2 separate regions of the Homo sapiens genome follow, and region 1 is linked to region 2. The links are chromatin loops, found by intact Hi-C in ENCODE. Cell type or tissue: heart left ventricle. All regions are shown on one strand.

The links. Hi-C counts contacts between places; a loop is a spot of excess contacts. Peaks named below come from ENCODE experiments on the same cell type or tissue, not always from the same donor. Only the 100,000 strongest peaks of a DNase experiment are listed, where the experiment ranks them.
Region 1: it touches region 2 in a loop (3-fold over the local background); 1 of 110 quality-filtered maps calls a loop at or near these places.

Annotation. Positions count from the first base shown.
Region 1 is chr18:44,032,836-44,040,835 of GRCh38, forward strand. It overlaps the pseudogene IBTKP1. Among named protein-coding and RNA genes, the nearest start is that of LINC01478, 490 kb to the right of the region's middle. In heart left ventricle, no CTCF peak of the experiment used is centred here; a DNase peak (open chromatin) is centred at 3,856.
Region 2 is chr18:43,970,252-43,978,251 of GRCh38, forward strand. No RefSeq gene overlaps it. Among named protein-coding and RNA genes, the nearest start is that of LINC01478, 560 kb to the right of the region's middle. In heart left ventricle, no CTCF peak of the experiment used is centred here; no DNase peak of the experiment used is centred here.

The DNA.
Region 1 (8,000 bases), 63 kb after region 2:
AGATTATAGTTTCTAGAAATTTATCTTTAAATTCCTTCATTGAAACCATTTCTTCCATAGAAATTCGTTGTGCAAAAATTCTGTTTTTAAACCTTAAAGGATTTTTTGGTGAGATCATAGGGAAATTAGAGAGTATTTGTCCTTAAATGTCATTTTCAACAAAGAAAATAACTAAGGATAACAGGAGTTAGATTTTCCCAATATCACATTATGAGCTAGTTTTAAAGCTACAATGTAAATCTCAAGTCTGGCTTTCAAGTCTAGAGGTACACTATCATGCTGATGCTTTCTCATACTAGCTACATCGCCTTATCTTTATGACACAGAAGATACTGGTTTCTGGATTAAAATATATGCATCCCCTACCCCCATTCTTTAGCAGAGCAAGCAAGCTAAACGTTGTTAACCATTAACATTTTTGTTTGCCTGGTAGAGGAGGTGAGAGAGCGTAGCAGGAAATGAGGCCTTGGGGTCTGGAGAGGCACCAATATAGTTATGCTCCTCCAGCTCTCTGAACTGGCAGCTGAGTCTGAGGTTGACAAGGAGGGTGTGTAAGGCATCTGTGGTCACAAAGCTGCACAAAAATTTGACTCATTTGCCGGTCAACTGGGGCTGTCAACCAGACAATCAGCATAGCCAGTTCAGCCTGTGACCCTTTCAGGCAGAGAAGAAAAGGTTTGACTTATTGGGAAGCCCCACTCCGCTGAAAGCTGCTTTACTGTGTCTCGCATTCAGAGTGCTTTCTCCTCTGCCTGTCTCTCCTGATAATTGTGAGTATCATTGAGGTGAATAAATAGTGATGGCAAGGCTGTCACTTCCATAATCGCTTATTCTGACCTCTGGATGGGGAGGCAATGATTGCAGATGGATTCCCCAAACACATACCAAGCCTTTTCTCTACCTTCCTCACACAATATTGACTTCCATGGTTATACAAACTACTCGTCTTTTTTCCCCCCATTACATAAGAGTCAACTGAAAATTTGAATGACTTACTTATTCTACAACTCTTATTTTCACATAAGAAGCCAGTAGCTCTGTCCCCAGTCACATCTGATGATAGATTCAAATACAAGCAAGTAATAACATTTGTTGAGAGTTCTGACCTATCCTGGCAGCAGATGAAACAAAGCAAAAGATGTCATATATACTTGTCTGCAATTAACATGTATGAAACTTAAATGAGATGTAAGAAAAAATGATAGAAATGGAGTAGAATAGCATAAAATATTAAACTAAAGATGATGATCCAAAAGATATAATAAGCACTAATGGTAATATTACAATGATAGTATTTGAAATAAATTATAAAGCCTAGGAAAATCAAGGCCATTTTATTTAAGACTTTTTTCACTAAAGCTTCTGAAGGTGAGTAGAGCAAAACTTAATTATTTTTGGAATAAATTAAAATGAACTTATTCTTAGGTAAATAGTTTTGTGCAATTTTATATATCCATAACATGTCAGACTTTGGACAAGAACTTTAGTCTCTTGACTTCTAATAATGTACAACAGAGGGAATTATATTATTGGCTATAGTTATAATCTATCATATCAATGTTGGGAATTGAGAAATTAAAGTCAATGAGCAAATATTTACAGAATACTTTTATTTTGGGTCCATTTATATACTAAATGTACTGCAAGACATAAGACAATGAGAACATATTGAGAATTTCCTTTGGACTTCACTGAGGTAAGGCCCCCACAGAGAGCGTACTCTAGGGTCATTTTCCTGGAGGTAACAGGTTGATTATTCACCACAACTTCCAGATAGGCAAAATCACAAAACTATTCCTTGGCAATTTCCTAAGCTTCTGGTGCAATATTTTGAAGATTGAAAAAATTTAATTTCCAAGAATTCTAATGGGCCTCTAACTAAATTCCATGACACAACTAGAAAGGAAAAAATAGAGAAATCATACTCTATTCTTACATATTAGGCTTGTAGTCATGACCTTGAGGCTATAGATATCCAGATAATCCATTGTTTTTTATTCAGTAAATGTTTCTTAGATGTGATATTGGCCAGGCGCGGTGGCTCACGCCTGTAATCCCAGCCCTTTGGGCGGCCGAGGCGGGTGGATTACGAGGTCAGATCGAGATCGAGACCATCCTGGCTAACACGGGGAAACCCCGTCCCTACTAAAAATACAAAAAAAATTAGCCGGGCGTAGTGGTGGGTGCCTGTAGTCCCAGCTACTCAGGAGGCTAAGGCAGGAGAATGGCGTGAACTCGGTAGACGGAGCTTGCAGTGAGCCTAGATCATGCCAGTGCACTCCAGCCTGGGCGACAGAGCGAGACTCCATCTCAAAAAAAAAAAAAAAAAAAAAAAAAAGTTGTGACATTGATTAGATTTTAAAGAATAAGCACATTTAGACAAGTAGGAAATAAAAAGCATTTCAAAAGAGGAAGCTGTGTTCAATGAGAGGTGTTAAGTACCTAACAGGTGCCCAGTGTAACTCTCTGCTAGGTTTGGGAGACTATTTGGATGAGAGAATTTTAAAGAAAGATATCTGCTGAGATATTGTATCATCAACTGCCACCACTAACTTCAGAAATCTAAGTTTTTCTTCTTTTAAAATATTCTATAGGAAGTCTGAGGAATGGTCAAAGAATATTTTCGTGAACAGGTACTTAAGACCAATAATCTATTTGCCACCTCCAGAATGACCCTAGGGAAGATATGTCTTGTCTGTGTGGGGAATTATAGCAGTAAAGGCCAATGGAGAGGGCAAGAATCAATACCAGGAGTGTTCCTCTTTCTTACTTTCATATTTCTGTACATGATTTTCTTTTCCAAAATTAAGGGCAGAGAAGAAAAAGTGGCAAAGATAGAAAGCTACCCCCATTGTGTAATACTAAAAATAAACATTGTGAAATGTTTATTTCACAGGAAACATTGTAGGCATGTTTCTTTTAATAGCATTCCACTTGCACTGGACACTCATACCCCACCACAGACGTAAATGCCTCACATGTTTCCACAGGGCTCCTTCCCAATTGCAGGTGGCACAATTTCCGAATCTCCCCTTATACCCTATAAACACATGCTCTCAAACAATTATCATCTTATGAAAAATCATAAATAAATTCTTGGCTAGGTGGTTGCACTGGGTCGTGTAAAAAGCTCTGGAGTGAAAATCCAACAGGCGTGGGACCCAATATTACTAGCTGTGTATAAGATTTTAGGCAAACTAAGATCCCTTTGGATTTTAGTATATGTGAGCATTGGAGAGATGATCTCTGAGGAATTTCCAGCTTTGAAACTTTATAACATCGCAGGAGAGAGATACGTTCCAAATGAATGAGTAAATATAAAAGTTCTTTGAATATTAATATGTACTTGATAAATGAATGCTATGAAAACCATCCCATGAAGTGCACTCACAATATGCTGAAAGCAAACTGGGTTCTAGAAGAAGACTGAATAGAAATTTTACTGCTTGCTGGCATCATATGCTTTTTGGACTCTGGCATTTGAACTGCCCTGATATATCTATAGTCTGTTTTGCCACTTCCATCTTCTAAACATGCGGGATTAATCTCAACATTCAGACCTCACGTGGCCACTGGGCTCTATCTCCAAAGACACTAAAGCAGGAGTTTGAAAAATCACCCCCAACCATGGAGATTATGAAGCCATTCTCACATCCATCTGCTTTTTCAACAGAAAAAATAAAAATTCAAACATCACATTATCAGGACTATGTCTGCATCCACTCCCTACTCCCCCATCCCCCATCCCCACCAAGGAGCTATATCTAAACCCCTGCGACTCCCCCCCCCCCCCCATCCTGCTTTCTGTCTCTGTCTTGCCTGTTATTTCCATCATAATGGAGCAAGACTAACAATGCGGGCACGGTGCCAGCTCCCATTGCTGCATGATGCTCTGATGGGCTTTAGATGTGAGCACATGTTGAGGGGACATTTAAATGATGTTTGTGTGCTGCACAGTCAGGAAAACAACATTTCTGCACTGGCTCCTTTGATCTCCTAAAAGCCAACTATCATAATACAAGAAGATTTTTAAATGGGTATAAATAAATCCAAGTGGCTCCAGCCTACATCACAGAGCCTATGCGGCTCTGTTGGCTTCTTCAGGTTTGCCTTTCCCCACTTCTTGGACTCAATTAGTACATTTCAAGTACACCTGGGTTCCAACAATATCCTAGAATTAAAAGTGAGAGAAAAACTAAAATCCTTTCTACTAAGAAGTCAGTTTCTCCCATTAGAAAAGTCTGGGAGACCTTTCTGTCACAGATTAGTAGCAGCTCTGGGGCAAAACAGAAGATGGGCTTCACTTTAGTTTGCACCTGGTGCAAGTGTCAAAAACACACAGCAACAAGTTGTGATTACTTCGCAGGTTGACAGATTTATTTGAAGTAAATTGGAGGTAGGAATAATCCAGGAAGAAATAAGAATCAGAAGACTATACAAACGAAATGCATGACCAGGAGAAAAAAAAACGGCATTTTGGCAGAGACATGTGCATGAGAAAAGGAAAGGGAACAAAAGCATGATATGTTCATATGATCTAAGAGTGGTGAAAAAAGAATATACCGGGGCACATATTTCAAGAGATGGCCAGGGAAGTGGTAAAATAAACTTGTTTGGGATGTTTGGAGTCAGACTGAGAGATGATGAGAGACTTAAATAAAAATGCCAGTGAGGTTGTAGATGATAGAAGAGTGAAGGATGAGGCATCTATGGGAGGGGTAGGATCAGCAGAAATTGAGTGGTGGTAAAGAACTATAAAAACTTTAGTTGGGACCGCTGAATGAAACATAGAGCTAAAAATAGAGAAAAAGAAAGCGATTTGGTGAAAAGTTAAGTCTCATTTGTATTGTGTCAGATATACCCGTGGAACAGGGCCATGGAAAATTGACAGCACCTGGAAATACAGGTCTGGGTATAGGAAAGAGAAGGGGTGAAAATTTGATGACAAGCAAAGCAACAAAACTGGAACTTAAATTTTGCGTAGTTTAAAAGGAGTTGAGAAGTTCCAGGGAGAGACAGATGAGAATGCTCAGTGTGATAGAAAATGATCAGTCTGAAATAAAGGAGACAAAAGGGTGTTGGGCATAAAAACCAGGACAGAAGAGCATTTTATGGAGTGTGTACTCAACATTGCAAATGTCACAATCCCAATAGTATGAGAAATAAAGAGCCTTGTTGGATTTGGCAATTTGAGGATTACCAGTACAATGAACAGTTTAATTTTAGGAGAGAAAGGAAAAAGCAAAATCCAAGAGGACCAGTGGATGAGAGATAATGAACCAGAGATTTAGGTGGTGACTAATCTTGAAAACAAGTTTCATAGTAAAGAGAAGAGCAATAGTTTGATAACTTTGTAGTTGAGGGAAGAAGAATATAAGTGAGGGGGAAGTAGCAAGTGGCAGAAAAAAAATTGAAGTATATCACGTCAGTTACTAGCAAACCTCTATCATCCCTTGGTATGAATTTTGGAAGACAAAACGTCTTATGTACTCTGGGTTATCCTTCGTTTCTCAAATTGGGCCCATTAACTGTTAGAAATCCCCTAGAATCCATGACCACAGTTCCCATTGATATGATGCCGTAACCTGACCCAGGCCTTAGGAGAGAGGGCATAGTGTATTTGTACCACCTCCCCAGAGACCAAATGAATGGCTCAGTGTCTATTAAGATGTGGAGTAGCTAAAGGAAACTGGAAGGGAAATCAGAAGCTGAGCTGATGGGAACAAGCAAACGTGACTATTTAACGAACTTGATGTTATATCTGAGTTGTCCTGTGCTGAACACAAACAGAACAGAAGAAAGAGAATATATACAAAGGGTGTCAGGCTGAACATAAAATTAGGATCCTGGAGTACAACAAAGTCAGGAATCATGATGTCTGGCAAAAGAGAGAGAGAGACAGACAAGAATGGACCAATAAAGTAGGTTATTAGGAGATGATGTAAAATCTCAAGAGTACTAGATCAAGTGAAGAGACAAGTAGCAATTCCAGTATTCAATAATTACCCGCTGTAGAATTGTGATTGGTCAGGATACCAGGAAATTATTCAAAAGTGAAATTATGGAATCTGGTTATATCTCTAGTCAAATTCACCCAAAGTTAGTTAGGGAGAAGTAGTAATGGAGACAAGTGCAGGTAAAATGGAAATTTAGACAAGAGGAATGATCAGCGAGAAGAAAAACCTCCAGACTTGTGCAGAATGGTGGCACAGATATGACCAGTGGCAGGACCTTTCTAGTAATATCATTTATTTGTACGTTTTATTTAACTGTGATTTTCTTTCATGTCGTGCACATAGTATCAATGTTAACAAAAGCAAGGATAGAAATAATCATCATCATTTGCAGGTGAGAGGAGGATGAACCAGCATACTGAAGTAATTATCTCAGGACTGAAAGAGCCTGCAAACCAACTACAAGAGTTGGTAGTATCAATCCTGTTACTGGAAATGGGCTGTGTAGCAGATATTTTAAATATTGGTGATTTTCCCGTGGTTTTAAATGTTCCCTAGAATACGTAAGAGATGTACTATTAACATAAGGTTTAACTTTCCCAGCAATCTTATCTGTATGGAATCCCATTGTGAAATCAGGAGACTGTAAATCTCTAGGACTACCCACTTTTGCATGGCTTCCTGTTGTGTTGTGGCTCTCAGAACCATCATAAAAACAGAAGAAAGCAGACAAAATGTGGAGCTATACCAAAGTCAAATTTAGGCAAAATGATATCTTGTAGAGTTAAACTTTCTCAGAAGCAGTGAAAAATGATTGTATCAACTACCAAAGAAAACAATTCAGAAATTAATTGCATGGAAACCGTTTTAACCACCCCTTCAAAAGCCCCCAAACCAGTATATGTATGGAAATTCACATAAATATATGGGCAAAAAAGCCTGTTACTGGCCATAGTTCAGGAAATCATGTCAAAAAAGTTTGTTTTAAAGAAATTAAAAATTCTTAGGCTCCAAAAGTTGTGAGATGCTCTACCCACAGTACCCCAGGAGCAGAAAGTAGCCACATTTCAGATTTACCATCTCTGGACAGTCCCAATCCCTCGCTATCTTCTTAAATGACTGCTCTTTCCATGGTAGCCCCAGTCACTTTCACATATATTGTAGAAGAACTACAAAAGGAAGCAGCTTTATTTGAAGTTGAGAAAAAACCCTGGCTCTGATTCAAACTGAGGAGGATGCAGTACATGATTTACTGGTTTTCTATCAGGCATTTGGCAACCCTGAGGAGTTTGTCATTGTTGAAAGGATACCACAGGGACCACTGGCAGTACCTATGTGGAATAAGCATGGATATTAGTTCACTGTGGGGTTGAGATACATTTTTCAAATTATGATTGTTAGTATAAAGAAAAGTTGAGGAAAAGAGTTCTTATAAATTTAGTAGTATCATATTAAATAGAATAAGAAAGGTTCTAATTTCCTTACTGTGGTTTAAGCATATAGTGTTTGATTAAAAAGAAATTCCTCAGAATTGTGATTTTAGTATTTTTTCATGTAAAAATGTATAAGAGGAAAAACTTATTAGGTTAAGATTAAATTGGATTGTTTCTTCTGAATAACAAACACTGAATAATCTAACAAATGTATGAGTAACTGAATTGTAAGACAGAAAGAACTACGTATAAAAAATAACTTTTTGTTTTAGACTTTAAAAGACCTTTCCAAATATTTGTTGTCACTATGCTTTATAACACAACACTGAAGTGTTTAAAGTACGGGCATCAGTCATTAATCTAACCTATTAATGGCCAGAATTTCGTGTTTGCCTCAATGGTTGTATCAACGTTCTTGTTGCTTTTTTCATAGGCTATGAGTGTGTTCTAGGTTTAAAGACTGATCTGTTCAAATGCCGTCTTTCATTTTAGATGGCACATTCTCCATTTTGCATTAAGCAATGGAGTATAGTGGAAAGGGAATAAGAACACTAATTATTCTAGACCGTTTAGTTCAAGATAATAGTTTGTAAGATTTAGAGTCATTGTGGGC
Region 2 (8,000 bases):
AAATTAGTTGGCTGGTTTCTCTACTTTGTTCTATTAGTCTATGTGTCTGTTTTTATGCTAGTTCCATTCCATGTTTTTTTGGTGGTGGTTTTTTTTTTTTTTTTTTTTTTTGCTTGCTATAGCTATGTAGTATATTTTGAAGTCTGGTAGTTTAATGCATGCAGCTCTGTCCTTTTTGCTCAGGATTGCTCCAGCTATTTGGGGTCTTTTGTGCTTTCACACAAATTTTAACAATTTAGGCGGGGCACGGTGGCTCACGCCTGTAATCCCAGCACTTTGGTAGGCTGAGGCGGGCGAAATGAGGAGTTTGAGACCATCCTGGCTAACACAGTGAAACCTTGTCTCTACTAAAAATGGAGACAAAAAATTAGCTGGTGTGGTAGCAGGCTCCTGTAGTCCCCGCTACTCGGAAGTCTGAGGCAGGAGAATCGCTTGAACCCGGAAGGCAGAGGTTGCAATGAGCCGAGATCATGCCACTGCACTCCAGCCTGGGTGACAGAACAGGACTCCAACACACACACACACAATTTTCTATTTCAGTGAAGAATGTCATTGGTATTTTGATAAGTATTGCATTGGCTATGTAGATTGCTTTGGATAGTATTGTCATTTTCACAATATCAGTTCTTCTGATTCATGAGCATGGAATGTCTTTTGTTTATATTGTCTTTAGTTTATTCACCAGTGTTTTGTAGTTTTGCTTGTAGAGGTGTTCCATCTCCTTGGTTAAATTTATTCCTAGGATTTTTTTTATTATTATAGGTAATATAAATGGGATTGCCTTCTTGGTAGCTTTTTCAGCTAGTTTGTTTCTTGTGTATAGAAATGCTACTGATTTTTTATGTTGATTTTGTATCCTGCGTTTACTAAATTTATCAGTTCTAAGCGTTTTTGGTTGACTCTTTAAGTTTTTCTATATACAAGATCATGTTATTTGCAAACAGGCACAATTTGACTTCCTCCTTTCCAGTCTGGATACCTTTTATTTCTTCCTCTTGCCGAACTGCCCTGGCTAGGGCTTCCAAGACTATGTTGAATAAGAGTTGTGAGAGTGGACATCTTTGTCATGTTCCAGTTCTTAAAGGAAAAGATCTCAGCTTTTCTCCATTTAGTATTATGTTTGCTGTGGGTTTGTCATATATGACCTTTACTGTGTTGAGGTACATTCCTTCTATACCCAATTTATTGAGAGTTTTTATCATGAAGGGATGCTGACTTTTATCTAATGCTTTTTCTGCATCTATTCAGATGATCATATAGTTTTTGTCATTAATTCTGTTGATGTAATATATCACATTTATTGATTTCATATGTGGAAACATCCTTGCATTCCTGGAATAAATCTCATGTGATAATGGTATATTATCTTTTTTAATGCATTTTTGGATTCAGTTGCTAATATTTTGTTAAGTATTTTTGTGTTTATGTTAGATATACTGGCCTGTAGTTTTCCTTTTTTTCTTTCTTTCTTTTTTTTTGTCTGTCTGGTTTTGGTATCAGAGTTATGCTGGTCTTGTAGAATGAGTTAGAAAGAGTTCCTTCCACTTCAAAAGAGTCCAGGGAATAAAATTATTTGAAGCTCTTTAAGAGTTAGGGATTGTTAAAAACTGCATCCTAAAAGACTAGATGGAGGTTTTGGAATTGGAATCCTGACCTTGGTATTATTAACTTCCTCTAAGTATCTAGCTGGCCCTTTGATAGCTTTTCTATAAAAGTCCCTTTATATGTACCTAGACAGATATACTCTAAGACACTCAACTTTTCACCTGTAGAATGTCTAGAACCTTTCCCTTTTACCAACTTCAAACCAGCATGTCTATCTTTAATGCAACCTCTCATTGTCTCTTACTGGCTTTTAGAAATTCCTCCAACTGTCTCAATAACTCACTCTCATAATTATTTCAAAACCCTTTCCCCTCATATTTTCCCACCACTGATGACTTGCTGCACATTAATGGTCTGGACTTACTACAGCCACTGAAAATATATTAATGCTATTTAACCGTGTCTAGCATGTGCTATGTACCAGGTATTATACTACAATCCCAAATGCATTACTTTATTTTGTACCAGAAACTCCCTATGAAATAGCTAAGCTGTTGTTCTTGTTGACATTTGACAGTTAAGCAAACTGAAAGATAAAAGATAGAAAGAAAGCTCAAGTAACTTAACCAAGGCTGGTGTTCTGACCAAATCCACTTAAGCCCATGCTCTTAATAAATGCTTATGACTACATCCAAAGTATATAATTATTGAATATTTCTAAGAAATATATTATTGCTAAATAAAGCAGCAATATATTAAAAGGATAATACATCATGACCAAGTAGGATTTATGTCAAAAATGAAAGATCAGTTTAACATTTGGAAATTAATCAAGGTAGCAAATATAGCAAGCTGTAAAAGAAAAACTCATGATCATCTCAATCAATGCAGCAAAAGCATTTAACAAAGTTTGACATTCATTCCTGATAAAAATTCTCAGCAAATTAGTAACACAAAGAAACCTTACCTGATAAAGGACATCTATGACAACTTACAGCTAGATAACATAATACTTAATGGTGAAATTCTAAATGACTTTTCCCAGGATCAGAAACAAGATAAGGATGTCTGCTCTTACTAGTTCTATTCAACATTGTACTAGATGTCCAGCCAGTGCAATCAGGCAATAAAAGAAAAGAAATACTTTCAGATTATGAATGAAGAAGTAAAATAATCTTTATTCTCAGATGATGATATTTTCTTTTCTTTTTCTTTCTTTCTTTCTTTCTTTTTCTTTTTTGTTTTGTTTTGGGATAGGGGCTTGCTCTTTCTCCCTGGCTGGAGTGTAGTGGTATGATATCGACTCACTGCAATGTCTGCCTCTGGGGTTCAAGCGATTTTCCTGACTCAGCCATCCGAGTAGCTGGGATTACAGGCACCTGCCACCAAGCCTGGCTATTTTTTATATTTTTAGTAGATACTAGGTTTCGTCATGTTGGCCAGGCTGGTCTCAAACTCCTGGCCTCAAGCAATCCACCCTCCTCAGACTCCCAAAGTGCTGGGATTAGTTATGAGCCACCACACCTGGCCACGATGATGATATTTTCTATATAGAAAACCTGACAGAATCTACAAAAAAATTATTAGAACTGATAATTCACTTGAGCATTTACAGTTATTTAACCAACCAAGAGAAAAGAAAATACATATATGTGTGTTTGTGTTTGTGTGTGTGTATAATGTGCAAAGACTTATATGCAAATGTTCATAGGAGCTCTATTTGTAATAGCCAAAAACTGGAAATAACACAAATATTCATGAACAGAGAAATGGATAAACAAATTGTAGTATATTCATACAATAAAATACTACTCAACAGCGAAAAGAAGTGAACTGTTGCTACACACAATAACACCAGTGAATCTCAAAATAATTATGCTGAGTGAAAAAAATTCACAAACAAGTACATACTATACAATTTAGTTTATATAAAATAATAGAAAGTACAAACTGTGGTGACATACAACATCTCAGTATTGGCTAGGGAAAGAGATTGGGAGGTACAAGAGGAAGTGATTCAAAAAGGGCATAAGGAAACTTTGGGAGCTAACAATAAGTTCAGGATCTGAATTGTGGTAATAGTTTCACAGGTGCATACATCTGCCAAAATTGTTAAATTGTACATATGAAGTTTATTATATGTCCATTTTACCTCAGTAAAGCTGTTAAAATATTTATTACTTTCCATATGAAATTAAATAAATGTTATTCATAAGAGTTGGTGACTTGCCATACTCTACGCAAAGTGTAGTCCTGTGGTATATCTACATATATGTCATTGTTATTACTTAAAAATTGTCATAATGCAACAGATAGACTTAAAAGGAAGCTCACTATCATATCCATATAACTTTATACCATGTACATTGCCTGTCCATCAGGATGTCAACAGGATAATTGCTAAGATAAGTAAAAGTGAAATCACAGGTCTAGTCTCTAAGGGATGCTGACTTTAGCTTAAATGAGCAATGACCATTAGCTAAGCCATTAGCCCAATCTTCAGAATTAACTTAAAAATTGACTGTAGTATATTTTAAGGAGCCAGCTTCTCCAGAGACATAAAAGTCATTTCAGGAAGCCATATTAACCAGGATACTCAGTAAATTTCTGTTTTAGGGCACCGAAATGTAACCTGATGGTTGGAAAAAACTACAGTAACTTTCTGAGTTGCATAACTTATTTCCAGGGATTCATTCCAAAACGTTTTTATGTATCACATGTCACTGGCATAGCCAAGAAAATTGTTTTCAAACTTTTCAAGGAACAGAAATTATAGAATTTTAAAAGTTATGTAATATCCTTCTCGCTATAGTACACACATATAATAAAGCAAAAATTAGAATTTCTCCCAGAAATCTATTTTAAAGAAAAGTGAGTCTGTATTTGATAAAAATTTCCATAATCACCATCAAAGCCTAGACTTTTAAAACTAGAGGAGTCTTAGAAATCAGCTCTTTCAATTATCCATTTTAAAGATGAAAAGTTGAAACCTGCAGTGATGTGCAAAATTGATATACTGAGATAACAGAGAATAGAAACCAAAACCCAGATAATACTTGCTTCATTCTCTCTCGATAATTACAAGCAAATAGAGAAGACAGATTTTTAGATTTAAGAACAAAATTTCTTGGGTCTCTGAGTTCTTCATACTATTATTTTAAAAAATTTAAGCTATCTATTCCATAAATGAACTGGCTTCAATATCCTTTAATACTACAGGCTTCTTGCACAGTTCATTTGTTTAAAATGTCATGAATATTAAATAATTGACAGCTGCATGTTTTGACCCCTGCCTGAAGCAAGCACCAGGTATATTAGGAATAACACAGTTCTACAAAGAATGAAGGAGAGAGCAAATTAAATCCTGGAGAACTCATCTACAGAGATTGAGATGCCCTCTAGCATTTGTTAACACCAGGCAAAAGTCACTAATTATAGCTATACTGTTCATGCCACTGAAGTACTTAGGACCAGCATTGTGTGCCTTTCTGTAATTGTATCAGGAAATGTGAAACCATCAAGGAACTTGACAGGTGTCATTTTACCTAAATGGAGTTGCTTTCAACAAATCCAAAAAGGAAGGGTGTTTTACCCATTGGATTAAATTAAACAATGAGAATGCTTTCCTTGCCCTCATCTTGTTAGTTGATAAGAAAAGGACTAGAAGAAATGACTCATGCCTTGAAGGATTAACAACTCAGATGATGAGATGGGGCTGCTACCCCTGAAGCATAATGCATGATCATTAATTGATGGACATTGTAGAATGGAAAACAATAATATTTAATTCAATTCTGAAAATATTTATTGAACCCTTATTTGGGACTGATCTCTGTGCTTGATCCTGTGGATGCAAACCTTTCCAGATCAAAAGCCTATAATTCCAACTTCAAATTATACATTTTTATGATGACTTTCCAGGACAAACTCTATATCTACATCAAAAAGAATGACTAATTAGTAGCTGTGGTTCAAAAAGTGCTTGGAGGGATGTGTTTGTCCTTAGACTATTACAGTCACCTCTCTAGGATGATGCTAAACTGAGATTCTAAAAGATTATCAAGATTGTAAAGAACCTGAGAAACCATATTCTCATCTCTCACTGCAAAAAGGAGACTCTCGAGCTCAAACAACTTATCCACGTTTACTCATCACTCACACTTTTGATGGCAGAGTCCGAGCAGAATTATTTCCTGATTTCTTCCAGTTGTTTTTTTTCATTACCCTGTTTGATTTTTTTTAATTATTTTTCTTCATTTTTACACACATATTTTCCTAATCATGGGCCAATAGATAAATGTGTGAATTAATACTTCTAGGACAAAAATTGACCTTAGTCCTTAATTTGATTCAAAAACCTGAAAGTTAAATAATTTCATATGAACATTAACCAGTTTGTATGCAACTCATTTGTGAGAAGGTTATGACTAGAGGCTACTATGGAGTAAGTTAGCTTGGATTTTAACCCCTGATTCAATTTCTTATTGCTTGGGTGATTTTGGTCAAGGTAATTTAACATTTCTAAACCCTAGTTTCTACATAATTTAAATGAAGATGAGGTATGTTAAAATACAGAATGATATTAGATTTCATATTTAAAATATTTATTCCTATCCCTGACTCACAGTATAGACTCCATAAATATTTAAAATTAAAAAAAAAACAAGAAAGCAAAAACAGTTTTTGAATATACTGAGGAAAGCAGTCTTCCAATTCCAACCTTCACTTAGAACTCAATTTCATTCTAAATAAAAACCACATAAGCCCTGGAATATAAACAGTGTCATGCCAAATTCTTACCGCCAACTTTATGAAATCATATTGCCAAAATTGGGATCTTCTAAAACAATCTTCTGTCATTGTGGTCCTAAAAACTGCTGAACAACTACAATACTGCTGGGCAGGGGTAATTTGAAAGATTTATCTTTCCCTCCGCATGCTGTGTTTTCAGAAATCAGTTAACTTTTGCTAACTTAGAACCTATGCCAAAAATCAGTTGTGTCATTATTTCATAAGACACAATGAATAAATATTTTTGATAGAAAAAGTCACTGCTTATAGACTTATGCTTTCACTGTAGAAGAGCTTGAGTACTTTGTGGGGGAAGGTTTTAATGGAAACTAGAAAATTTTAATGGAAACTAAAAAATATTTGAAAATGACTGTCATGTAAATGCAGCACATCGAAACTTGTGAAGATTTATATTTGAGAAAAAAAGGAATACCGAAATTTAATGAGTTAAATATTCTATATTGGACAGTGCTGCTACATCTGAAGCATAATACAGGATCATTAATTGATGAACAATGTAGAATGGAAAACAATAATATTTAATTCAACTCAAAAAATATTTATTGAGCCCTTATGTGGGGCCGATCTCTGTGCTTGTTTCTGTGGATTTAAACTTTCCCAGATCAAAAGCCTATAATTCTGTGACTTCAAATTATACATATATTTATTTATTGTTTTTATAAAAAAGAATGATAGAAGAAATTAAAACAAAATAATAAATAAAGCATCATAAAAATGCAAAAAAAAAAATGAAGAAGAAGAAATGTCAACAATTTGGCCAGGCATGGTGGCTCATGCCTGTAATTCAAACACTTTGAGAGCCTGAGGTTGGAGGATCACTTGAGCCCAGGAGTTCAAGACTAGCACTCCAGGCTGGGAGACAGAGCAAGTCCCTGTCTAAATAAATAAATAAATAGAGTCAACAATGTAAAATAAGTGTTTTTTATAAAAAGCTATTGAAATAGATGGACTTCTAGTAAAACTAAACAATGAATATAATATGCAGAAATAAATAATACTGGTATTTAAAAACCAGCTAATATATAAATTTCTTTAAACACATAGAGAAAATATTATGAATTTGAAAATTTAAAGTAAAAAATTTCCTATTAAAGTTTTGACTCAGTTATGAAAAATCAATCTGTCAGCATCAGTAAATAAAAGATTCAGAGTAGTTTAGAGAAGCTCCTACTTTCTAATCAATGAATAGATAATCTCAATATTATCCAAATCTTACAGAAACTAAAAAAAACTCTCCCATATCCCATTATCTCAATAATTAGATGCTCGACTAAATAAACTTACCAGAATCTTTTGTGGGACTAAATATGCAATACTGTCCATCTTCCAAGTTATTTGTATGGAAGAATTTTAGGCTGGAAGACATATTTCACAGGAGAAGACTTTTTCCCTATGCCTTTCGACTCAGAGCCTGAGCGTACCACTAACTCTTCCACCTTTGACTAATATAGTCATTTATCATTGTTGCCATAAAGACCTCTAGGCAGCCACAAAACTTCCGGGCAGAGATAATTCAAAAGAATTGATTCTCATTCTGCATGCTGTGATTTGAGAAATCAGTGTGCTTTTGCTAACTTAGAAATTATGCACGAATTGGTGGCTTAAAACAAGCCTGCACGTAGGCTGGGGTAACCCTTGGAATG